2 separate regions of the Homo sapiens genome follow, and region 2 is linked to region 1. Evidence: chromatin loops called from intact Hi-C (ENCODE). Cell type or tissue: endothelial cell of umbilical vein. All regions are shown on one strand. Links, peaks and the distances in the headings refer to the core of each region. The heading gives the core; the rest is flanking DNA. Region 1 has its middle 16 kb from the start of CCDC190. Region 2 has its middle 84 kb from the start of RGS4.

What was found. Peaks named below come from ENCODE experiments on the same cell type or tissue, not always from the same donor. Only the 100,000 strongest peaks of a DNase experiment are listed, where the experiment ranks them.
Region 2: a loop joins it to region 1, with 4 times the contacts of the local background. A loop is called at or near these places in 3 of 110 quality-filtered maps.

What each region holds. Positions count from the first base shown.
Region 1 is chr1:162,870,920-162,882,955 of GRCh38, forward strand. No RefSeq gene overlaps it. Among named protein-coding and RNA genes, the nearest start is that of CCDC190, 16 kb to the left of the region's middle. In endothelial cell of umbilical vein, for the core only: a CTCF peak has its summit at 7,257; a DNase peak (open chromatin) is centred at 7,282.
Region 2 is chr1:162,978,984-162,991,019 of GRCh38, forward strand. It overlaps the pseudogene LOC107985222. Among named protein-coding and RNA genes, the nearest start is that of RGS4, 84 kb to the right of the region's middle. RefSeq lists an enhancer at 1-450. In endothelial cell of umbilical vein, for the core only: no CTCF peak of the experiment used is centred there; a DNase peak (open chromatin) is centred at 5,918; H3K27ac peaks cover 1,995 bases.

The DNA.
Region 1 (12,036 bases), core at 5,834-8,333:
AACCCTTCTATGCATTAGTTTAGGCAAGGATTTCATGACCAAGAACCCAAAAGCAAATGCAATAAAAACAAAGATAAATATCTGGGACCCAATTAAACTAAAGAGCTTTTGCATGGAAAAAAGGAACAGTCAGCAGACAGACAACCCACAGAATGGGAGAACATCTTTGCAATCTATACATTTGACAAAGGACTAATATCCAGAATCTACAACAAACTCAACAAACTCAGTAAGAAAAAACCAAACAAACCCATCAAAAATTGGGCTAAGGATATGAATAGACAATTCTCAAAAGAAGATATACAAATGGCCAACAAACATATGAAAAAATGCTCAACACCACTAATGATCAGGGAAATGCAAATCAAAACCACAATAAGATGCCACCTTACTCCTACAAGAATGGCCATAATCAAAAAATAAAAAAGGTAGATGTTGGCATGGATGCGGGAACACTTCTACACTGCTGGTGGGAATGTAAACAAGTACAGCCACTAACAGCCACTATGGAAAACAGTGTGGAGATTCCTTAAAGAACTAAAAGTAGAACTACCATTTGATCCAGCAATCCCACTACTGGCTATCTACCCAGAGGAAAAGAAGTCATTATTCAAAAAAGATACTTGCACACTCATGTTTATAGCAGCACAATTTACAATAGCAAAATCGTGGAACCAACCCAAATGCCCATTAATCAATGAGTGCAAAAAGAAATTGTGGTATGTATATACAATGGAATACTACACAGCCATAGAAAGGAGTGAATTAACAGCATTTGCAGTGAGCTGGATGAGACTGGAGACTATTATTCTAAGTGAAGTAACTCAGGAATGGAAAACCAAACATCATATGTTCTCACTGATATGTGGGAGCTAAGCTATGAGGATGCAAAGGCATAAGAATGATACAATGGACTTTGGAGACTTGGGGGGAAGAGTGAGAAGGGGCTGAGGGATAAAAGACAACAAATATGGTGCCATGTATACTGCTGGTGTGATGAGTGCACTAAAATCTCACAAATCACCACAAAAGAACTTACTCATGTAACCAAATACCACTTGTACCCCAATAACTTATGGAAAAAAAAGACTCTTGTTGTCATTTCTGGGGTAACAGCTAAAAGGATTAAATAAAAGGATACGACTTACAAACTGGCAGGAGACAAACATTGAAATGATTAAAAAAATCTGAAAACGGAGAAAGATAAAACAGAAGGTACAAAATAAGACAGAAATTTAAGTCCAAATGTATCAGTAATTATGTATATAAATGACTAAATATACCAATTAAAAGTCAAGAATTGTCAGACTGAAATTTAAAAAAAGAAGCTCTACTTTATACCAAAATGGTTATGAATATAAATGCAAATGAAAACAATGAAATCATAAGGCATTTCTCAGTTAAATCACAGTTACTGAGATGATCTAAAATATTTCAATATCACTCCCAAAACATGGACTTGAAATGTATAAAGTGAAAATTAAAATAACTGTAAGAAAAAAGTGACATCCAGAATCACATTGGAAAATGTTTCTTTACTTATTTACTTTTATGAATAATTGATAGATTCAATCAGAAATCAGTAAGTACATGGGATATTTAAACAATACATCCGATGGTATGTTTAAAATCACCTGTGTATATAAAAAAATCACCATGTATTTAAGGAAGATTCCAGAAGCTGTTACAAGAAACTTGTTTAAAATTTATTGACTTGAACTTATTCACATGGCCACATCTAGCTGCAAAGGAGTCTGGGCAATGTTTTTGTTTGTTTGTTTGTTTGTTTCTTCCTGGGCAGCCATGTACCCATCTAAATATTTGGGGTTCCACTACTTTGAAAGAAGGAGAAATTTATATTAGGAGTCAACCAGGACTCTCTGGCACAGATACTACTACAAAGATAGAGAGCTAAGATTAATTTGATGCTCAGCACCCTTAATATGCAATAGGCTACAATTAAATAAAAATTAATTATTATAAATATAAGTGAAAATGCAAAGTTTAAAATCATGTGGCAGCACTACCTTAAAAGATGATTATACAAATAGTCAGAATATGCCAATGTTATTTTTTTAAAGATTATATTTGAAATGAATCAAATGCACTTGCCTTCATACATTCTTGTAGAGGAATTCAAAATGCCCCTCCCTGCCTTATCTATTTATAAACACCAGTCCGAAGAAAACTGGCTCAGAGAATGATACCCACAAAAGATTTTTCAGGATCTGGCCCCTACCTCATCTCTCACACTTTCCCACACCTCTTCCCTGCACTGTTTGCATTTCTCCAAAGGCAATATGAATTCTCGAAGCTGTAGGTCTTGTATACTTTTCTCTTCCTGGCTCCTTCTCCCTACATTGGCCTTTTGTTCCCATCGGAGAAACAGGAATGTGCCAAGAGGGTAGGTAGGCAACCTTATTTTTCCAGAGGTAATTAGGCATACTTTTCTCTCTTTCCCCTAATTCACACATGTAAAACATATAGTATTGACATTACTAGTATCATCATCATTATTAAGTCTTTGAACTCTAACCAGTATTATGTTGCAATTTTTAAAAATCTCAGTACCCTTGCACTGTTTGTCTATTTCCCCTAATGGTGTGCAAACTGCTTGATTGGAGGGACTTATTTTATTACCATTCTTGGTATCTTCAGCATATAGCACAATGCCTGGCTCACAAGAAGTGTTCAATACATATATGTCACATGAAGTATTAATTAGAAAAAAATAGCAAGTTAAATAAGCTTCCTTAGGAACTTTAGTAACTCAATGTTTTAATTTTCCTAAGTAAACACTAAAGTGCTCTTTAGTGCTTCTCTTATCAAACTAGAAAGATGAGAGTGTTTTAAAAATAATGCCAAATGCCTTACTAATTTTTTGAGTTGGGAAAACAATAGTCGACACGGTGTACCATGCTTGTTGCGGTCATCTCACATTCATTGTAGGTTGATTCATTTCCATACTTTCATACTCCCTCAACTGACTCATTTTTTATTTAAATCCAAGCTTTCTGCCCTTTGTCTTCCCATTTTGTATTGAAATAAACACTTTGTGAGCTTGTCAGTTTCCTAAAAACCAGCAGCCTTCACAAGACAAGGGCAATGAGGTACTAAGGATGCTTCATTTCTAGCAGGGATGGTTTGTGCCAGGAAAGAAAGCTGGACGGACCTCTTTATTTCTGGTTATAAGGCTTCAGCCTTCTGTCACACAGTGATCAGATAACAGCAGTGGCCACCCTTATGGAGGAAAAAGTACACAGAGTTATTTTGTGTACTTACCGAGGAAAAAGTACACAGAGTTATTATGTGAACTAACACACTCCTAATCTCTCCATCTGTTTAATGGGTAACTTTATACAATAGTGGATCTCCATAGAGACATAGTCCTGCAATATTTACGCCACCTGGCAAACTAAACATCTACTTCTTTTCCCCTACACTGAAGGCTGAATAGGGACTACATTAATTTGCTATGGCTTCCATAACAAAGTACCACAAACTAGGTGGCTTAAAACAATGTAAATTTATTCTCTTACAGTTCCGGAGGCCAGGAATCTGAAATCAAGATGTTAGCAGGGCTGTGCTCCCTCTGGAGGCTCTAGAGGCAGATCTCTCCTTGCGTCTTCCAGCTTCTGGTAGCTCCAGATATTCCTTGGCTGTGGCAGCATAATTCCAATTTCTGCCTCCATCTTCTTGTGGCCATCTTCCCTCTGTGTCTTGCTGTGTTTCTTCTCCTTTTATAGGGACACCAATCACATTGGATTAGGGTCTACCCTAATTCAGTATGAATTCATCTTAACTTGATTACATCTGCAAAACCATATTTCTTTTTTTTTTTGCCTCAAAACATTCTTTAATACTATTCCCATTCACAAATAAATGAATTTATTTGCCAAAGAGAAACTGAATTTCAAGTGCACAAACCAAGTCAGCCTTTATACCACTCTGAGTTCCTGAGTTATTATACAAATTAACAGAAGTTAGGTGCTATTTTTAACATAAACCTTCCATAAAAAAACCATATTTCTTAATAAGGTCAAATTCAAGGCACCAGAGATTAGGACTTTAACATATCTTTTTGGGGGCCACAGTTCAACCCATAACAGCAACTTCGAAAGAATTCCTGTGAAGCCCTTCACTTTTAGGTCAGTGTTATCCACTTTTTATTTCCAATATTCACAAATATATAATTTGTAGATTTTTACATTAAAAATTGCTGCTATCTTAATCTTTACTGTATTCACTACTAGGAATCATGCTATTTTAATTACCAACATGTCTTATTAATCTATTGTTATAACATTTCCAGTAATATGACATGCGTCTTAATGTAGCATCTTCACCATTTGATTAACTTATTTCTGTTGCTAATACCCTCATTATTCCAGATCCTTGGGCTTGTCATCATCACTGATCCTTCTGTTTCCCTTGATACATGTATCCATTACTAAGCCCTCTTAACTGCCTCATTACAGTATCCTCTGCTTCCATTTCTTCCTTAATATCAATGCCATCCTCCTTTTGATTCCTTATGTCTAAACCATGATAATGGACTCCTAATTGATTTCTCTACTTTGGTCCCTTCTCACAGTACCAGATTAATCTTCACGTCATTCCATTGATTAAAACCTTCCAATAGTATGTCTTTGCTTGAGAAATAAAATTCTTTAGCCTTAGAATTAGATGTTTGCTATGGAAATGCACCTCTAGTTATGGCAGCAGTGACAAAAGGATTCAGATTCCAGATTCTTTATAAGTATTGTGTAATGAAAAATTATATTGACATCAGTGAACACCATGCCCTCCAATATCCCCATCATCAAAGAAAAGTTAAATTTGGTCGCCACCTACTATCAAAGGTAGAAAATAGAAATCATTATAACTTAGAAATAAATTTAATAAATACTGATATAAAAGATCTCTTATTCATAGTCATGTTTAATATTTGGTGAGTATGAAATTGAGATTTGTTTATTGCAAGAAATCTGGAAAATAAAGTTTAGGAAAAATAGTTCAAAAAATCATTGTAATCTCATCAACCTATTATCATTTTGAAGTACTTCTGCCTGCTCTCGAAGGAGAAAAAACTTGCTAATGAAATGCTTCTGTTTTGGCCACTGGGTACCTCCCTTTTTTATTATCCCTAACCCATTTGTCTCAGCCTATCTTTTTTTTTTTTTAACTGAGCCAGCCCATGCTCATTCTATGCCCAATATTTTTTACAAATCCTCTTCTTATGCTTGGGAGCTGGGTTTTAGAGGCTACCTCTTGCCAAACCCATCTTTAGAAGAATTGGGGTCTTAGAAAATTTCCAAAGCATCCCGAGTTTTACTGCAGCACCTGATAAAGGGAAAGAAAGTGGGGAGGATACCAACCAGCAGCACCTGTGAACCTTACAGAAGAGATCTTCTGGGAGTGGGGTGCAACAGCATCAGAGAGGAGGGTCATGCCCACTCCTCAGCAAAACCTACAGGTCTCCCCAGAAAGCCTGACCTTCTTTCTTGCTTCAAGGGAGCCAAGACCAACTTTGAACTCAACTATCCTGAGTAGAGAATCTGATGTCACCACCCTACGTTTTATGATCTTATCTGATGCAGTCCCTGAAATTGGCAAATTAAAGATTCCCTTAGCTTCAAACTTCATTGAGTCTTCCCTCCATTAAAGAAGAGAAGCCTGGGAATGGCTTGGAAATGCAAACAGCTGAATTTGAAGCTCTTAAAGGATAGAAGCAACTGGGGCAGAGCACCTGTGAGTGTTCCCCCACACCACATCCTGCAGACGAATTTACTGCTTTTGTGCTCTTCACTGCTGTGTCTCTCCCCTTACTTCCATCCGATTCTCATTCACTCCATCTTTTGCACGGGGAAAGCAGTTCAGGTGCTATGGACTAAATGTTTGTGTCTTCCCAAAATTCGTATGTTGAAACCTAATCCCCAATGTGATGGTATTTAGAGGTGGAGCCTTTGGAAGGTTATTAGGTCCTGAGGGTGGAGCTCTCTCTCATGAGTGAGATTAGTGTCTTAGAAGAGAGGCCCCAGAGAACTCCCTCCTCCCTTCTGTCATGTGAGGACACACAGGAAAATGGCCATCTGTGAACCAGGAAACACTCATCAGACACCAAAAACTGTTAGCACCTTGGTCTTGGACTTTCCAGCCTACAGAACTGTGAGGAATAAGTTTCTTTTGTTTCTAAACTGCCTAGTTTATGGTATCTTGTTATAGCAGCCTGGATGGACTAAGGCATGAAACTACACCTACTGGGTTATTTCTCAAAGATGTTGCTGAGAAGAAACCTGAGCCCTTTAAGATTGTACACCTTTTACCTTCACATCTGTTAATTTCTAAAGAAGTTCTAGAGCCAGGGATTCCACTCCAGCCCTTGGTCATCCATTCTGGAATTCTGGCACTGCCATGGTTGGGACCATTTGTAATTAAAGAAAAGAAGAAGCCAAATTTACTTTAAACACAATAAAGTCAGAATTGTTATTTTGCAAGTGGAATTAAAGGCAGGTTTTGTTTTTACAAGGAATATGCAAGTTAGTCGGTATGGTCAATGGGAGAAAATGTCTGATTGAGCAAAATGTGTTACCATTTTAAGTAAATTAGGAAGCAATATGATGGAGAGAGTGTGTTAAAGTGGAAACACCTACAGCCCATCCCACATCATTACACTCTCCTTTACAACACCTACACACCCTCAGCCATCGTCCACTTCCTCTCCTCATACCTAGGACCAATGCATATCATTTCCTGACTCTAAATTCAGAAAATGCTGGGCCAAGGAAAATTCTCTGGAAATTCAATGGATGCTTGAGATGGCAGAATTGTTGAGACTCAACAAGGGTTTTGGGGCCAGGCTTTGTTATTCCCTGAAGCATGGGCCGTAAAGATGGGGAGGGTCCAAGAGAGGATGGAGAACTGCAGAGAGGGGGATAAAGGACAGGAAGACAGTGAGGGAATGAGAGGGCTTCCACTTTGAAACACCTGAATCTTTAGGCCACTTGCATAGTCAAAGGAGAACTTAGTGTCACTTAACATCATGGTAATGATACCATCCAGTCTCATGATTCTATTTTGCCTAGCACAGTTTTTTAAATCATTCAATAGAGACTATTAAATCTGTGTTGGAATTCAGTTGCATGGACTAGGGAAATAACCATAGGCTTGAAATTAGGCTATGGCCAGAATTTCAGTTGGATACGTCTAGTTAAAGTGATTCTTCAGGACTTGTGAAAACTTGTTGTAGTTTCTGAGTCTGACATGGGGTGGCGCTCCTAAACCACTCTCTGTGCGCAAAACCTTTGAGCAGGAACTCAGGACATTGGAAGTGTCTGGGCCCTGGGCATGAACCTCAGTGGGGTAAGTCAGAAGAGAGCATGAGCTCCTGTTTGGCCCAACAAGTAAGACCTCTCTCCTTTCCTTCACCTTTCTTTTACATGTAACATTTGCTTCTCCTAATGCCCACAACATGCTGTTTCATTAAAGGGGGTTTTCATTTTTCTTAAGATGACTTAGCTGAAGTTATTTTTTGCATGATGGAAGTTAGGAAACATTAAAAAAAAAACTTTTTAAAAGGGCAAAATCATGCCACGGGTTTGAATTCTCTCTTCTTGGTTGCTAAAATGAAATGAGGACTACTCTTCTGTGTCAGTCAAAAAAATTGTTTCTAGAGGGTTCTGCCTAAAGGTTCATGTCAACTCTTCATTCTGAACTCTAGAAGCCATTTTGACGTTAAATTCATAAAATGTGATAACAGAGGGAAAGGACTTTTTTAAAGCCATAGAATGCCAAAGAAATGTGACTTGTGATGACCGTCATTATAAAATTTACCTGGGCATGGGATTTGAGTTCTTTTAACTTGCTAAGGGTTTTCTCACTATCGTTTCACTCATTTTGGTCATCAATTCCCTCTTGAAAATGCTTGTTTTCCACTTCCTAATTTGCTGATGCTTATCCTTAATGGAGAGAATGAAGGTGAACAAGAGCTGAGTTGTTCTTCCTTCTCTCTGTTATCTGTCAAGATGACGTCCCTTCCTAAGCCGCGGAACTATCCTTTCTGTCTATCTGAATATTGGACAATAGCCTCTTCCCACTGAGAGAAAGAACCTCTGTGGCTCTCTTTAGCGTTTTCCTTCTGCCTCAACTGGCTCCAGACTTTGGCCTTACTAATACCTGTCCTCGCAGCCTAGGTCACATTGGATGTGACTGAGCTTCTTTCATTTTCTGCTACTTATAACTGGAGCTCACTTCGGAGCACCACATGCATCCACTTTGGTTTGTTTTGTGCTGATCTACTTTCTTCCTTATTTTTCAATTATTTTGAAGGACTTCCTTCTCTCTTTAGACATGTCTCTAAGTTATATATCGCTCTTTTCTGGACTTAAACCAGCCTTCCTAAAGACCCAACTGACCACACAGAATCACCTTCTTTTGTGTTAATAAACTTCTAGACAACAATTTTTTTCCTACATTTCTCTCTCTCTCGAGGATCAATATTTGTATTTAATTCTACTTCTCCAATTAGTTCTTTTTCTTTAAGTCCTCAACTGTTTATAGTAGCATTTTCCTTCATATTTCTGAGAGCCAAACTTGTGAGCCAGGAGAAAAATATATGATTTTAAATGTAAAGACTTACCAATTCAAGTAAAGCTCCTAGCACACAGTTATCATCCATGAAATGAAAAGTATTATTATTAGTTGAAGTTTTTCAATAAATTTAATTCAATACACTTTCAAATACACCTGCTTAATGCCAAACTCTGTACCGAAGGTGGCAAAAATTAATAAGCTATGATCCTGTTCCTTGAGAAGCTCAAAGATGAGGAAAGGAGACAGGTGTCTAAATTAACAACTAAAAAAAAATGTGACCCTTCTAATTAGGAATTTTTTTTTATTATTATACTTTAAGTTTTAGGGTACATGTGCACAATGTGCAGGTTAGTTACATCTCTATACATGTGTCATGCTGGTGTGCTGCACCCATTAACTCGTCATTTAGCATTAGGTATATCTCCTAATGCTATCCCTCCCCCCTCCCCCCACCCCACAACAGTCCCCAGAGTGTGATGTTCCCCTTCCTGTGTCCATGTGTTCTCATCGTTCAATTCCCACCTATGAGTGAGAATATGTGGTATTTGGTTTTTTGTTCTTGTGATAATTTACTGAGAATGATGATTTCCAATTTCATTCATGTCCCTACAAAGGACATGAACTCATCATTTTTTATGGCTGCATAGTATTCTGCGGTGTATATGTGCCACATTTTCTTAATCCAGTCTAGCATTGTTGGACATTTGAGTTGGTTCCAAGTCTTTGCTATTGTGAATAGTGCCGCAATAAACATACGTGTGCATGTGTCTTTATAGCAGCATGATTTATAGTCCTTTGGGTATATATGGCTGGGTCAAATGGTATTTCTAGTTCTAGATCCCTGAGGAATCGCCACACTGACTTCCACAATGGTTGAACTAGTTTACAGTCCCACCAACAGTGTAAAAGTGTTCCTATTTCTCCACATCCTCTCCAGCACCTGTTGTTTCCTGACTTTTTAATGATTGCCATTCTAACTGGTGTGAGATGGTATCTCATTGTGGTTTTGATTTGCATTTCTCTGATGGCCTGTGATGGTGAGCATTTTTTCATGTGTTTTTTGGCTGCATAAATGTCTTCTTTTGAGAAGTGTCTGTTCATGTCCTTTGCCCACTTTTTGATGGGGTTGTTTGTTTTTTTCTTGTAAATTTGTTTGAGTTCCTTGTAGATTCTGGATATTAGCCCTTTGTCAGATGAGTAGGTTGTGAAAATTTTCTCCCATTTTGTAGGTTGCCTGTTCACTCTGATGGTAGTTTCTTTTGCCCTGCAGAAGCTCTTTAGTTTAATTAGATCCCATTTGTCAATTAAACAGAGATATAGATCAATGGAACAGAACAGAGCCCTCAGAAATAATGCCGCATATCTACAACTATCTGATCTTTGACAAACCTGAGAAAAACAAGCAACGGGGAAAGGATTCCCTATTTAATAAATGGTGCTGGGAAAACTGGCTAGCCATATGTAGAAAGCTGAAACTGGATCCCTTCCTTACACCTTATACAAAAATTAATTCAAGATGGATTAAAGACTTAAACGTTAGACCTAAAACCATAAAAACCCTAGAAGAAAACCTAGGCATTACCATTCAGGACATAGGCATGGGCAAGGACTTCATGTCTAAAACACCAAAAGCAGTGGCAACAAAAGCCAAAATTGACAAATGGGATCTAATCAGGAATTTTTAGGAAGAATGGCTATAACAAGATGAGAGAAGACTCAAAAAGGTCTTTGTGGAATAATGACAGGTGTCCCTTCTCTTTTTAATATGGACTAGACACTGTTTTAAACCCTTTACATATATTGTCTCTTAAAACAACTTTATGAAGTAACTACTATATCATCCTCCTCCTCATGCTAAAGGAAAGGCACATAGGGAGGTTCGGATTTGAACCCAGGCAGTCTAACATTCAGAGGTTGTGTTGTTGACCACTCTTCTGCTTCCAGCAGAGTTGATGAGGAGGGATAGAGCAGGAAGGGCATTCCAGGCAGGGGGACGGGGCTGTGCTAGTCATGGAAGCAAAAAACATGTGAAGGCTTCAACAAAGCCTGGTGAAGTGCAGCAGGGCACTCAGCCCGTCAGGACAGGAATGAGGGGACATTCTGGACTTCTCAGGGCTTTTGTTGCCTTAAACCTTTATTTTGAACATCAGAGCTGGCACACTGAGGGAAGACCCTGGCTCCTCATTGGAAAGGGACGTGCATGTGGACGCTGCGCCATCCAGAGCAGTGGATGGTGAGATTTGCTCCTATGCATTCCATCCTCTGAGTGCCCAGCAGCTCCTATGTGGCTGCATCTGGCCTTTCACAGGATCACAGAAGAACGGTGGAAGTGAGAATGGTGTTTTCTCACAGCACTTGCCCACTCCTGGCCCTAGCCCCGAGGGCCCCAGTGGCCTCCACATCAGCCTCCTATCCCTGTGACCTAAGGCCTGGGCTCTCTGTGGACCTGGCTACTACTAGTGCAGGCAGCTCTTTGCTTGACAGTCCTAGATGTTCTGAGGTCCCTTACCTGCTCTTGCTTTAAACAAAGCCCCATTTCTTACAGTATTTCTAAGAGAATCATTCCAGGGGTGTATCTGTGTGTACGTGCTCCTCACAGGTAAGCAAGGGAAGATAACAGAGCAGGGCGTGGGGTGAAAGGAAAGAGCTTCTTCACCTTGTCCAGAACCTCATTCTGCCCGCAGCCTGTGTACCTGTGTCCATGTCCCTGGAGATTTCTCCTCCCTTAGTTCCCATGGGAGAGGTGTTTCTGTACCAAGCAGACGCTTCCTAAGTGTGTGATTTCAAGCCTGAGACAGCCAGGCTGAGAGAGGCTGGCATTTATAACTAGATTCAGCTGCCTGTTATGGCTATAATGGGCTTTCAGAGACCAGATGGCGGCCCCATTGGCCAACCTGCATCTGGCTGAGAATGCAGGGAGGCACGTAGCTGGCTGGGGTGCAGGAGATGTCCCTTTGGGGAAAGTGACGACAACAGGAATTTAAAGGAGTGTTTATGCCACATTCTGCATGTGTCTGAGATACTCATCTCCACTCCTGGCAAGCTGCCTTCCTCCTCCCATCTTCTCCCTGACCCCAGTGCACAAAGACCAAAGCTCAAACCAAATATCCGACTCCAGTGCCTCTGATTTCTGTTTCCCTGTCTGTGATGGCAGAATACAGGGCTTTCCTTAGAGAAAACTTGCAAAACTTCCAGTTAAACTTAGTCAACATATGTGCTCTAAGTCTGACAATCAGTGTACTCACAGGGATGGCCTTTGGTCCAACAAACAACTTAAAACACCAGATCCACTTCCCGTTGACCACGGAGATATTGAGAATATCTTGGAAGTCATCGAGCCACATGCAGTCAGAGACATGCAGGTATCCTATATAATCTGACATGTGGAAACCAGGTTTGGAATGTATTTTCAGGAATGTACCTATTGTGAGGAGCCACAGATTT
Region 2 (12,036 bases), core at 4,390-6,889, 110 kb after region 1:
TTTTTTTAGTAGAGACGGGGGTTTCACCGTGTTAGCCAGGATGGTCTCGATCTCCTGACCTTGCGATGCCGCCCCCCTCCGCCTCCAGAAGTGCTGGGATTACAGGCGTGAGCCACCGCGCCCAGCCTTCCCTATTGTCTTCTTATCCCTCATCACACACACACACACACACACACACACACACACACACACACACACACTCTTTACTTTTTTCCCAGGTTCTCAGTGACTTCTTTGAATTGAGAAATTATGTATTTCTCTATTACTAAACAATCTATTAATTTCTAACTACTCATTTATTTCCACAAAGATGGATAGAGAGCTTGATATGTGCAAGTTACTCTGACAGGGGTTGGAAAACAAAGATGAATGAGACATTGACTCTGATTTTTAACAAGCTCATGGTCTAGGCAGAACTTAGAATTTACCATTTTTGTTTGTTTGTTTTTGAAGGTTTCAAATTTATTTCTTCAATAATGCCATATCTTAAGGGTATACAGTGCTTTCACTTGGCATTGATTATGAGGTATTTTTTTAAACAATTCAATACTATACCAGCTGGGATGATTACTGATCTCTCCATTTCTTTAGGGTGACTCTGCCAACAGTGGACAGGTTCCCTTTTATTGTGATTTGTGTTGCTACATATGTCCATACAGCAATACAGATAGTGTCTCCACTAGCTAATACAGCGTTACCGTCTTTATCATGAAAATCAGATATACGTTTCTGGTGGCTCTGCCTTGCCATTGTTTGCCAAATGCTTGGAACATGGAGATGACTTAGTGAATTTTTGACCAAGGGAAACATCGTGAAGGTGAAGATAGAACTGAGGAAATGCAGCTGCTGCTTTGGTGCAAATTCACTTCAGGTACCTTTGAAGAGTGCTGAAACACAAAAACCACTCACACTTTACTTTTTTTTTTTTTTTTTTTTCCTGGGACTGAGTCTTCCTCTGTTGCCCAGGCTGGAGCGCAGTGGCGTGATCTCAGCTCACTGCCATCTCCACCTCCCAGGTTCAAGCGATTCTCCTGCCTCAGCCTCCCAAGTAGCTGGGATTACAGGCACCCATCACCATGCCCAGCTAATTTTTTGTATTTTTAGTAGAGACAGTGTTTCACCATGCTGGCCAGGGTGGTTTAGAACTCCTGACCTCAAGTGATCCGTCTGCCTTGGCCTCTCAAACTGCTGGGATTACAGGCGTAAGCCACTGCACCCTGCCTTCAAACTTTACTTTTAAGGATAAAATAACATGCACCACCAAAATAATATTTGTTACTTATTGTGTGCCTACAGTAGATAAGGAACTCACATGTTGTCTCATTTAATCCCCAGATAGTCCTACAAAGTATTGATAAAATGATAAATGATTCCCATTTTACATATGAGGGAACAGTTATTGGTAGATTTGGGCAACAGTTCTAAGAACAATGGCTCTAATATAGTAAGTGCTTACATCTTAGTTGAAGGACATGCATGGGTAAGTCACCCAGCAAGTGAGCAAAGACTCTGAACTTGAATCCGGTTCTACCTTCCCGTGCTTGTTTTATTACCTGCCATTTTTTCTTACTCCATCATCTGAATGCTCAGGATAGATGAGGACTTAAACAAAAAGGGGAAAATGTCCCTAAAATTTTGGGCCATCCTATAGAAACATGTGAGCACTCATGCCCAGCAGAATCACCATACAGCCAATTGAGGTGACACTCTGAGCAGTGACTTAGTGGGATTCTTTTGCCGTAGGTTAACTAGAGTCTGAGGGGCATACAGCTGTGGAAAAGATGATTTAGTTAATCTGTAGTAAAATAGAACAGAATAGAAATATGCTGTCAGTCTATAAACACCTTCTCCAACTCCCTTAGCAAAGGGATTCCCTTCTTCCATACCCACCCCTCATATTACCCTTTAGTGATAAGTGTTTTCTTTTTGATTCCCTGATAATTGAAAGCAGTTTACTTGTTTGGATAAAATGTAAATATGTGGGAGCAGAGAGACAGCTACAGTATGCCCTGTTCAGGGACTCTCACATTATATAAAGTTCCTGGGCCTGAACCAGAGAGACTCATAATTCAGCCTCCACAGAAACCCTGCTCTGTGGTCAAGCAGCTCAGAACAATAAGCAGATGAAGCCAATGGAAGTCAAGATTATTTGTTGAGGGAGTCTAGGCTTTTCAGAGGCTTAGGTTTTAGCACCAAGCAGAACGTAAAGAGAAGAAAACTACAGAACGTGAGAGATCTGTTTTGGCCCTACCTATTTGTTTTCTTTTTCATTTTGGCTGTTGTTGGGCCCCTTAAGAGGTACCATTTTGGTTCCTTTTGGGTCTTGCTCTTTGCTGATGATTAGCAATGATATAAGGTGAAAGTTGGTAAGACTTAGGTCTCCCAGAGGTTTGGCATAGAAAAACTGAGAACAAAAGGCTTTGAGACCCAAAGAGTAAAACTCCAATAATGAACTAATAAGCATTAGGATAGATTTTTGGAACAAAGGATTTACCCAGCACTTCTTTAAGTCACACCATGAAATTGTCTGTTTGATTACAAAATCACCTTTCTCATAACTAATATTTTAAGCCCAGAGAAAGAGAGGCATGGATTAAGCAATGAACTCAGAGTCAAGACACCTACGTCTTTTCCAGACTCTGCTTCTAACTAGCCGTGTGTCTTAGGTGCTGTGAAACCTTAATTTTCTACTTTGTTAAGTGAGTATATTTGACTACATGCTCTAAAATGATCACATTCTCAAATGTTTGTTGTCAGAAGCAACTAATGGAAATGGAGGGTGTCTGGCTCTATCTTAAATTGTAACTGTGACAATTTGAAACCATCTCTTTTTAACATGCCTCAGTTTTCTCATCTGGAAAGTATGTCTTTTTAAAAATTCCTTCTTTCTATCCCTGGACTCTTAGTGGTGGACCTGTGTAGGGGAAGGCCCATAAGTCATCCTGACTTGGCTGACAGTTCTGTTAACAAGCAATCATACAGGTCTGGCAGTCCTCGCCACTCCTAGGTGCTCTACGTAAAAGAGTAAAGAGTTCTTGCCTGCAGTTCTGGAAGAACTGCCATTTCCCTAACCACACAGGAACATTTAATAGGAATCTAAGTGTTCTATTTGATAAAGACCAATTCAATTCCAGATGATTTTGACTACATAAGACTCCTCCCTATTGCATTAACAACAGCGTGTTCTGCCCTAGAAATCCTTTAATATCTACCTGAGACCATCAATTTTCAAATACGAGCTTGGATCAGAGCTCTGGCAGGGCAAATAGGAGAGACATGGTTTTGCATAAACAGGAGCTTATATTTGGGAAGAATACATTAACCTTTCCCAATGCAAATGATAAATGCTTTCCACAATCTTGTGACAGCCTGAGCCCTTAAAGGGGCAAGGGACAGTCATTGCCCCTCAAAGTATGCTCTGTGCTCTGCAAGATGACCTTAAGGCTAAAAAGGAAGGTTTCCATAATGCCATGTCACTGGGCCAATTTCATTTCTCCTTTTCATTAATGAAGAGTTTATCAGTTCACCAGCCTCAATAAGTCTTTCAGGAATTTTTTTTGAATTCAAAGATGGGGATTGTGCAAGACCTGCTTCTGGAGGGATTGTAAGAGAGCACCTAAATATGCTTATTAAGAAATAAAGAGGATACATTTCTTCTACAAAACTGGTAATAAAATAATTTCATGTAAATATGTATTTTTAAAAAATTAGCCCTTGATATATTCTGTTATGTTATTATTAAGATCCAAATAACCTGATGAACATAATTCTCAAATTCTGATGCAGTTAACTATTCCCTGTCAGCGGTAAGTGGATGATGCATACACTCATTTCCCCATTCTAAAAGGTTCATGTTATTAACTTTTCCTTTATGGACCTTTCCTCTTGACTCAGGGCAATGAAAAGTGAAGGACTTTTGTGGCATCTGACTACCAGGGTGATCTCCTTCATTTCAGAGCAGAGGGTGGTATGTAAGGGTGCTGGTATGTGTTCATTTTGGATGAGGGAGAGTTTCTAATTACTCACTTTTGAGTGTAAAAAATACAGACCAGAAATGAGTGACAACCATATTCGGACCATCAATGAATTCATATTAATGGAAGCACTAGGCTCAGGGAAGTTTCTCTTATCATATGTGACTACAGATTAGACCAGTGGCTCTCAAAATGTGGTCCCCAGACCAGACCAGCAGCATCAGCATTACCTAGGAACTTATTAAAAATGTAAACTCTCTGTCCCCACCTAGTGAGTCAGAAACTCTGTTGGTGGGGCCAACAATCTGTAGCTTAACAGGCCCTCCAAGTAATCCTGATGCATGCTAAAGCTTGAATTCTTATTCTTTTTGCTCTTCTGGTTTTTCACATCTATCTCGCTGTGCTCACTCCTTCTCATCGCAGTGGCTCATGCTACACAGCCAGGGTCAGTGGAAATCAGAAGTATTGGACTTCAGCCCTAGTTCCTTCTCTAACTAGCTCTAAATCTTTGAGAGAGATTATGCAAACTTCAGTTTCCTTAGCACAAAAAATAATATCATGATAACATCTGTTCTGCTGACCTTATAGACTCATATTAGATAAGTATCAAATAAGACACATGAAAGCATTTTAAACTGAAAGGGGTGAGAAAATGTATGGTAAGAATGATGCTAGTCATGGTTATTGTGTCTATGTTCTTCTTACACAAAGACTCAGATAAACCCTTCATAGGAAATCAGTCTACATGTATTATGCAGCGTATATTAATATTATTTAAAAGACAGTGCTAAAAACTAGGGAGTCTTGAGATAAAGAAGAGATATGACTCTTGCCTTAGCAGAATTTCAAAACTAGTTGGTGGGAGGCATTATAAGCACATATCATGTATCTTCAAAAGACCTACAACAACACATAATTATTGGGCAGATGGCATGTAGAATCAGGTGTGATTCATTCATTCCAACGTTGCAGCCTTCTTTGGGTCATAGACCCACCCTTTGAGAATCTCATTTTTAGAATTGTTTAGCACAATAATTCTAGGGATCCTTTACCTAGAAAAGTGCACCACCTATGCATTACGACTCAAAATATGTGTAAAAATACAATTTTTAGATATTGATAGACTCTCTTGAAATGTACTTACAGACTTCTAGATTAAGAACTCCCCTGGTTTTGGAGCAGATAAGAGACAATGATTAGCAAAAAGAAGGAAATTTGGTTTTCCCTGCAAGCTCTTTGAGAATCCTGTGGTTGGTAGTCTCTGGGCTTCTCTTGTGACTCACTTTAACCAACAATAATGGTGGAGTTAATATGGTGCCTGTTCAGGACTGAAGCCATAATAAGGTGCAGAAACTGTGCTTTTGTGGTTTTGGGAGCCCTAAGCTGCCATATAAGAAGTCTACCTTACTAGAGAGAACATCTAGAGAGGCCAAGTTAAGAGAGAAAGAGAGAGACTCAGTCCTACCAACAACCCAGATGAACCCAGCCCTGCCAAGGCATGTGAATGAGCCATCTTAAGTGTTCCCACCAGTGACGTCCCCAGATAACTATAGCCCCGGCAGACTCCATGTGGAGAAGAAATGTCCAGCTGGACACCCAGTCAATTCATAAAATCATGAGAGATAATAAAAACTATTCTTGTGTTAAGCCACTAAGTTTTGGGTGTGATTTGTTATGCAGCAGTAGATGTCAGAAACAAATGGCTAGAACAAAAATAAGAAATTGGGAATTAAATGAATTATGTTCCAAAAATAATGTGAAGATTAATGGGCCTAGAAGAGTCAACACAGAAATTTATGTGAGAAGTAGGATAGTAGAAATGAGGCATGCCAAGTTCATCCTAGGCTTTAAGAGTTACAGGAAATTACTGTGTTCTCAGGCATCTCTTGTATCTGGAAGCAGGATGTACGTCACTTTCTAATAGGCTTATCTTTTGGGTGAGGTGGAGTAAAGGGTATTAAGGGAGATGCAAAAACAATCACAGTCTACACTGATTCATATGTGAAACATGGAACACGGACCCAGGCTTGCTCTAGCCTAGGGAGAGCTTTGCTTTATGAGCACTGGGGAGGAAGGAAGCATCTGATACTTCTTTGGGTTCCCTATTGGTTCTCACTTGTTTATTCCTATAATTATCAGAAAAAGACCTTGCTTCTAGCTTTTAGAAAATGGGAGAAACATTCCTCTTTGGAGTAATTCACAAAGACATATTGATTGCCCCTGTTGGAGGCCTTGAAAGAGGATACAGGAAAGGTAAAGACTAGAGATCTATTCTTTCATTTGGAATGCAACTATCATCAGCTACTTTTGCAGGACAATGGAGCACTCCCAAAACTGGCACTCAAATTGGCCAATCTGAGCACATTACCAGGGCCAGCAATACGTGCAAATTTGAAATTGGAAAAGGGACAGTGCTTGGGATGGCATAAAACTAGGGACAAAGTCAGAAAGTCTTGGATGCCACTTCTAACATCGTGCCCCAACCACAGCTACTGAGAGCCTACGTGGAGTAATGGCAGAAGTCTTACTCTCAGAGACACTGGAGTTTTGTTCTGGTGCTATTATTAATCTTCAACAAGACATTAGCAAGTCACTTCTCTTCTCCAGGCTTCAGTCATCTTATTTGTAAAAGCATTAGACCACACTAATGCTTCTCAAACTTCAATGTGCAAACAAATCACCTAGGGATCTTGTTAAAGTGTAGATTCTGATATATTAGGTCTAGGGCAGGGTCTGAAATTCTGCATCACTGGCAAGCTTCTAGATTATGCCAGTGCTGCTGATGAGTGGATCATACTTTGAGTAGCAAGGGACCAACCAGCAGATTCCCTTAGGCCATCTTTCAGGTTCGTGATTCTGATTCCATTCTTTGACTCTCGAAATCATGAACACTCCATTTCCCTACTACCTCCTCTAAAACACAAATAATTCACCAAGTAAAGATGCTTATGAAGTTTCCAATGTTTGTCAGATGTTTGTCAAGCTTAAGAAACCAAGCTCTATACACTGACCACATGCAAATGTGTAGCTCTTACCCTGACCTACGTGGGCCCTGAGATGTGTGTCTTGTGAGAGAGGTAACATTTGGATTCTTTCCCAGGCAGCCAAACCATACCATGCAAAAAGAATTTGAATCTGGAAAAACAATGAAAAACTTTTCCTTTAGCAAATCAGCTCAGTAGAGCAGCACCCAACACTGCAAGTTATCCTCCTAGCAATTAGCATGCAAATGACTTTTGACACCCATTTGCTAATGTCAGCTTAATGCAGACATATGGGAGGATATTGAAGTAGAAAGCTACTGCCCTTTTAGATGACAGCAATTATTATTACATTTCCAGGAACTCCTTTCTGTGTTCCCATAGCAACTCAGATCAATTTAGCTTTACTGATACACTGAACAGGTTTAGTTTTGGAGAGGGAGTAGTTAAGGCCATCCTCAAGTAGAAATAAGTAGTTGGCCGCACAATCTGTCATTTCACCCCCACTTTCACCCTACTCACCTTGTATGAAATTCCCTCTTTATGGGAGTTGCAATGCTGCTTTTTAGTTCCGGCCAGACATATTTTAGTCTTATAAAAATATACATTTTTTATTCCAGAACCTTGCCGCCATTTCACCATCACTTTGGAAAGCTGCTAAGTTGTGTTAGTATAGACAGAATACAACTGTTTCTTCATTATCCTGTCACTTATTGAGCATGCAAATTTTCTATTTCATTTATTTGGAGCTTGAAGGATTTTCTTACCTGTGAGAGTTCCCGTTCCCAGTGTATATGCTCCTGTGAAGAGATTTATTGCATTACAGATAGCTCTAGACTGGAAGTCAGGATATTGTGGTCTCACTTGGGTTTCGTAACTGAGGAATGGTGATACCTTTCTGGAATCACTTCCTTCTTCTCGGCCTCCTGCAAAATGGAAACATAAGAATAGGTCTTGCTAGAGTATCTCCTTTCTGCTAGTAATATCTCTTAACTGTAAAACAGCAAATATTAGCATTTGGGATGGTGAGGTCAAGGTATGCATTCTCATGGATGAAGAAATGTAGAAAAAGATTCTGTACCATCTCCTCTGTCTTTCTCCATCTTTACCTCGCCCCTCTTTCTCTAACAAGAATTTCCTTCTACATTTCCAATTACACAGCAAAATTTCCATGTCTACTGACAGAAGCAGCTTAGCTTGGGAGGGAATGTATGGGGAAGAGGGGGTTACTGAAAGCCTATAGACCCCATACTGAACTGCCCTGTAGCATTTAGATGTTTGGAAAATCAGTTACTCAAATGTAGATTGGAGATGTTGAATGGTGTGAGTATGGGTATAGACCCCATCATGTGGGCTTCTTTGATCACTCATAGAACACCAGTTTTCCTGTCTGTTTTATTCCTGGCTCAGCCTAAACATAGGAGTAGCTATTTAACCTTTTTTTCCCCAAAATCTTAAATGGGTTTGTGCATCCTCTGGAAACCCAATTTTACTATTACCCTGTACTTGGCATCCATAATTTAAAACTGACATATAAGTTAGGCATCTCTTAATAAGGAATTCAGGCAGATTGAAAATCAAAATGATCTATTCCATTACAAATTTAGGCAGTATAATAACAGGATTCATCATTATCTCCTATATGCACATTTTTTTTCTGTTTTTATGTGTATCACTAGGCATAGCACAGTGAATAACCACCCCCCGACTTCCCTGCAGCACCCCTCATTAGTGTGAGGGAGTCCTGGGGGGTCTATGGCAACATATTTTATTTTCTCATTTGATCCTCACTTCAGCCTTTCAAAGCTGTGTTCTTTTCTTCAGCCCCAAGGGAATTCAGGGTACTCAAAAAACTAGGTCACAAATTGCATCCATCTCTTAGAAGAAAGGAGTGAAATGACATTGTTGTTCTCTCTGCTCCTCTTATCCAGAGATAACAGTGAATATGTGCTGCTTCAGAGGAATAATTATGAATGTGTGAAAATCTACTGTGATTCAATAACAGTGCACATTAGTCAAAAACCCTTTAGAGGAGCTGAAGCTTATAGTCTACCTAAAACCAAAAACCTCTAGACCTGGAGACTGAATGGATAATGAAATTTAATCACAGTCATCCTGTGAGTCAGAGGTGAATAAGCTTGCAGCCCTGGGAGTGATCCAGGTGCTTATGGCCTTGTCTCAGGCAAAGAGATCTCTTCAGTAGCTTTGCCGTGAGAAGGGCTTCTCCAGCTCCTCTCCCTCTCATGAATTTTTACCTATACCAGCACCATTCTCATCCCATGAAAATGAGATTCCAAGGAGCTCCTCCTCATATTGCAAATTAAGCACCTGGTAACCCTTGATATTTTGGATATATCTCAGTTCCCTGGCCCATATGTGGAGTCCTGGTTTAAGAAAAGTTTGCTATTTTGGAGAACTTCTTTGACTAATGAGGGTGAAGAAGGAAAAGGAGGGCAAAAATGTCTTACCTGCCTGGCCTATCTCCCTGGCCCTTTCTGGCCTTGAACAACAGATCTGCTACAGAGGCTTCTGAGCACAGAGCCCACTCATCGTCCCCCGCCACAGCTCTCAGTTACAGCCATACAGCCATCTTCATGATTAGCTCTGGACAACTATGTTCCTGTTTCTGAATGCCTTAAAGGGACCCTAGGAGAAGTTCAAGCAAGGTGGGGCACCCATGCATGGTGGCAAGATGTGTGGGTACTCTGAACTATGCTATCTGAAAAGCCAGGTTGCTGTTTGCTAGTAGGCAGCACAGGGTAGTGGACTCAGCAGAGCACACAGCTATGACAGTAGGCTTTGGAGAGTCAGGTAGAGAAGTGCATCATGACAAAATAGCCACCAGTTATACCTGTGTGTGTATGTCACTTATCCAAGATCACTAATTAGTGGCTGTGTTTATTCTAGTTAGAAAACCTCCTGAACTCACTACCCTATGAGATTTCCATTAGAACTTTAATTGCAATTGGCTTAGAGCATTCTAAAGCTGTTTTCAAAGCAAGACTTTGAAATCCCTTTGTCAGACCCTGTTCCTCCACCCCTAGACTGGATTCCCCAGGTGACACTAATGGGGAGTGAGGTAAAGGAAGGTGTCATTACAAGTTTCCCACCTCCAGGGGATGCTCTATCTTGGGAAAAGACCTGCAGAACCCTCTGAGGCACCTGGTGGATTTTAGATCAGGGACACTGCTGCCCCTCACATGCGTCCTATGAAAGGAGATAAAACGATTGATCTCAGTATCCTTTCCCATCCCCGGGGCATTGGGTCAAGGTTGTTTAAGGATCATGTGGTTTCCAAGTAGTTTAGAATTCCAGCTTATCTCTCCCCATTTCATCACTCAGCTTTAGAATGCTCTAAGCCAATTGCAATTAAAGTTCTAATGGAAATCTCATAAGGTAGTGAGTTCAGGAGGTTTTCTAACTAGAATAAACACAGCCACTACTTAGTGATCTTGGATAAGTCACATACTTTTTCTGCAGCGATCTATATACAATGTAAAGCCTGTAGGATTAAAACAGAAATAAAATCCTTAACACTTCTAATATCCTACGAGTGTAAATGATCATTCCCATGCAACCCCCTACAAACCCTCATCACCACCCCAAATTCAGCTCATCAGAAAGAATTAGCACATACTTAATATTTATTCCTCCTATTTTTTTCTCTTGAAGAATTGTGAAGTTATAGAACTTGAGAGTTGAAATGGGTCCCAGGAAGAAAATGGCAGTAGCTGTGCAGTGGATGTCTCCCTCGCTGTGTGAAGAAAATGTGTATCTCTAGATCAAAGAGGCAAGAGCCGGTCATCATTGCCAGTTTTCAGATCAGGAATTGGAGGACTTTAGAAGAAAGCACAGGTGCCTTCTTACCCCTAGGACAGGTTATGGCATTTTCCTCTGTCAACCACAGTCTCTTGTTGAGCTATTCCCCTAAACAGTGATTCCTTCTCCCCAACCTATATTCTCTTCTTTGCCCTGCTCCATCTAAAATCTGCTCTCAGGCCCTTCCCTGCACAAATTCTTCATTCCAACTAAAGTATATGCATTAAAATTGTACTCTATACTGAAGGCTTTGGAATTTAACCTCATTTCATGCCTAGGGAACACATTATAGGGGCAGATCCATATTTGAGCATAGGCTTCTCCACAGAAATCCTCCCTGCTCCAGCCACATCCTCCCCACTCCAGTCTTGCTGTGGATAGCACAGACAAACCATGTGTCCAATGTGGGATCCAAGTGAAAAGACAAAAGGACTCGATGTCACCTTTTTGGACCCATTCTCTTAAGCTGAGGGGACATTTCTAGACTTCTGTTAAATGTTATTTCTTTGGCACCTTCCACACTGAGAGTAAAGATGCTGACTTCAAGGTTCTACATTTTACAAAAAGCTAGAGATGTTCTTTTTAATCTCACTAAATGTGTATTTGAAGAGCCTCAAGAATTCACGTTTCTAAAGAGACACATTGCCCTCGTCCTGTCTCCTGTCCTGTGAGGTTTTACGTCAGCCCACCTTTATTGTCTTTGTGTGTCATCTGTCAGTGGGCTCTCTGGAGCCAAGATGAGGACACTCTTTTCAAGCACTTACCAAGCCTCCCTTCAAGCAATGGCATCAGTGGAAATTCTGTGAGAAAAAGAAGAAGGGTGACTTCTGGAGAGAACTAAGTGCAGTTCATGGCATTCGATGCTCATTATGAAAAGCCATCACAAGGTGCAGCACCCTGATTTTTTCAGTGTACCCCAAAGTATTAGGCTTTTCTTTCACTGTTCTCACAGTGTTTGTCATAGTTTATTGTCATAAACTTTACAGCCATGAACACTGGCATTATTCAGGGAGTTTTTCAACATTTTCCCTAATCTCATGACCATGGCTTCTGGTATTCTTATCCATTAATCACTGTGACTCCTTCACCATACCCGCTTATCTTATTTCAAGAGGGCAACGTAAAACACATATCCAACCTCAGATGTTCATTTATGTTAATACTTAATGGCCATTCCCCTTAAAAAATCCAGAAGGTATCATTCCAGCCCCCAAGGAACTCATACTCAGTAGCGGGAGGCTGACTAACATTTAAAAAATCCA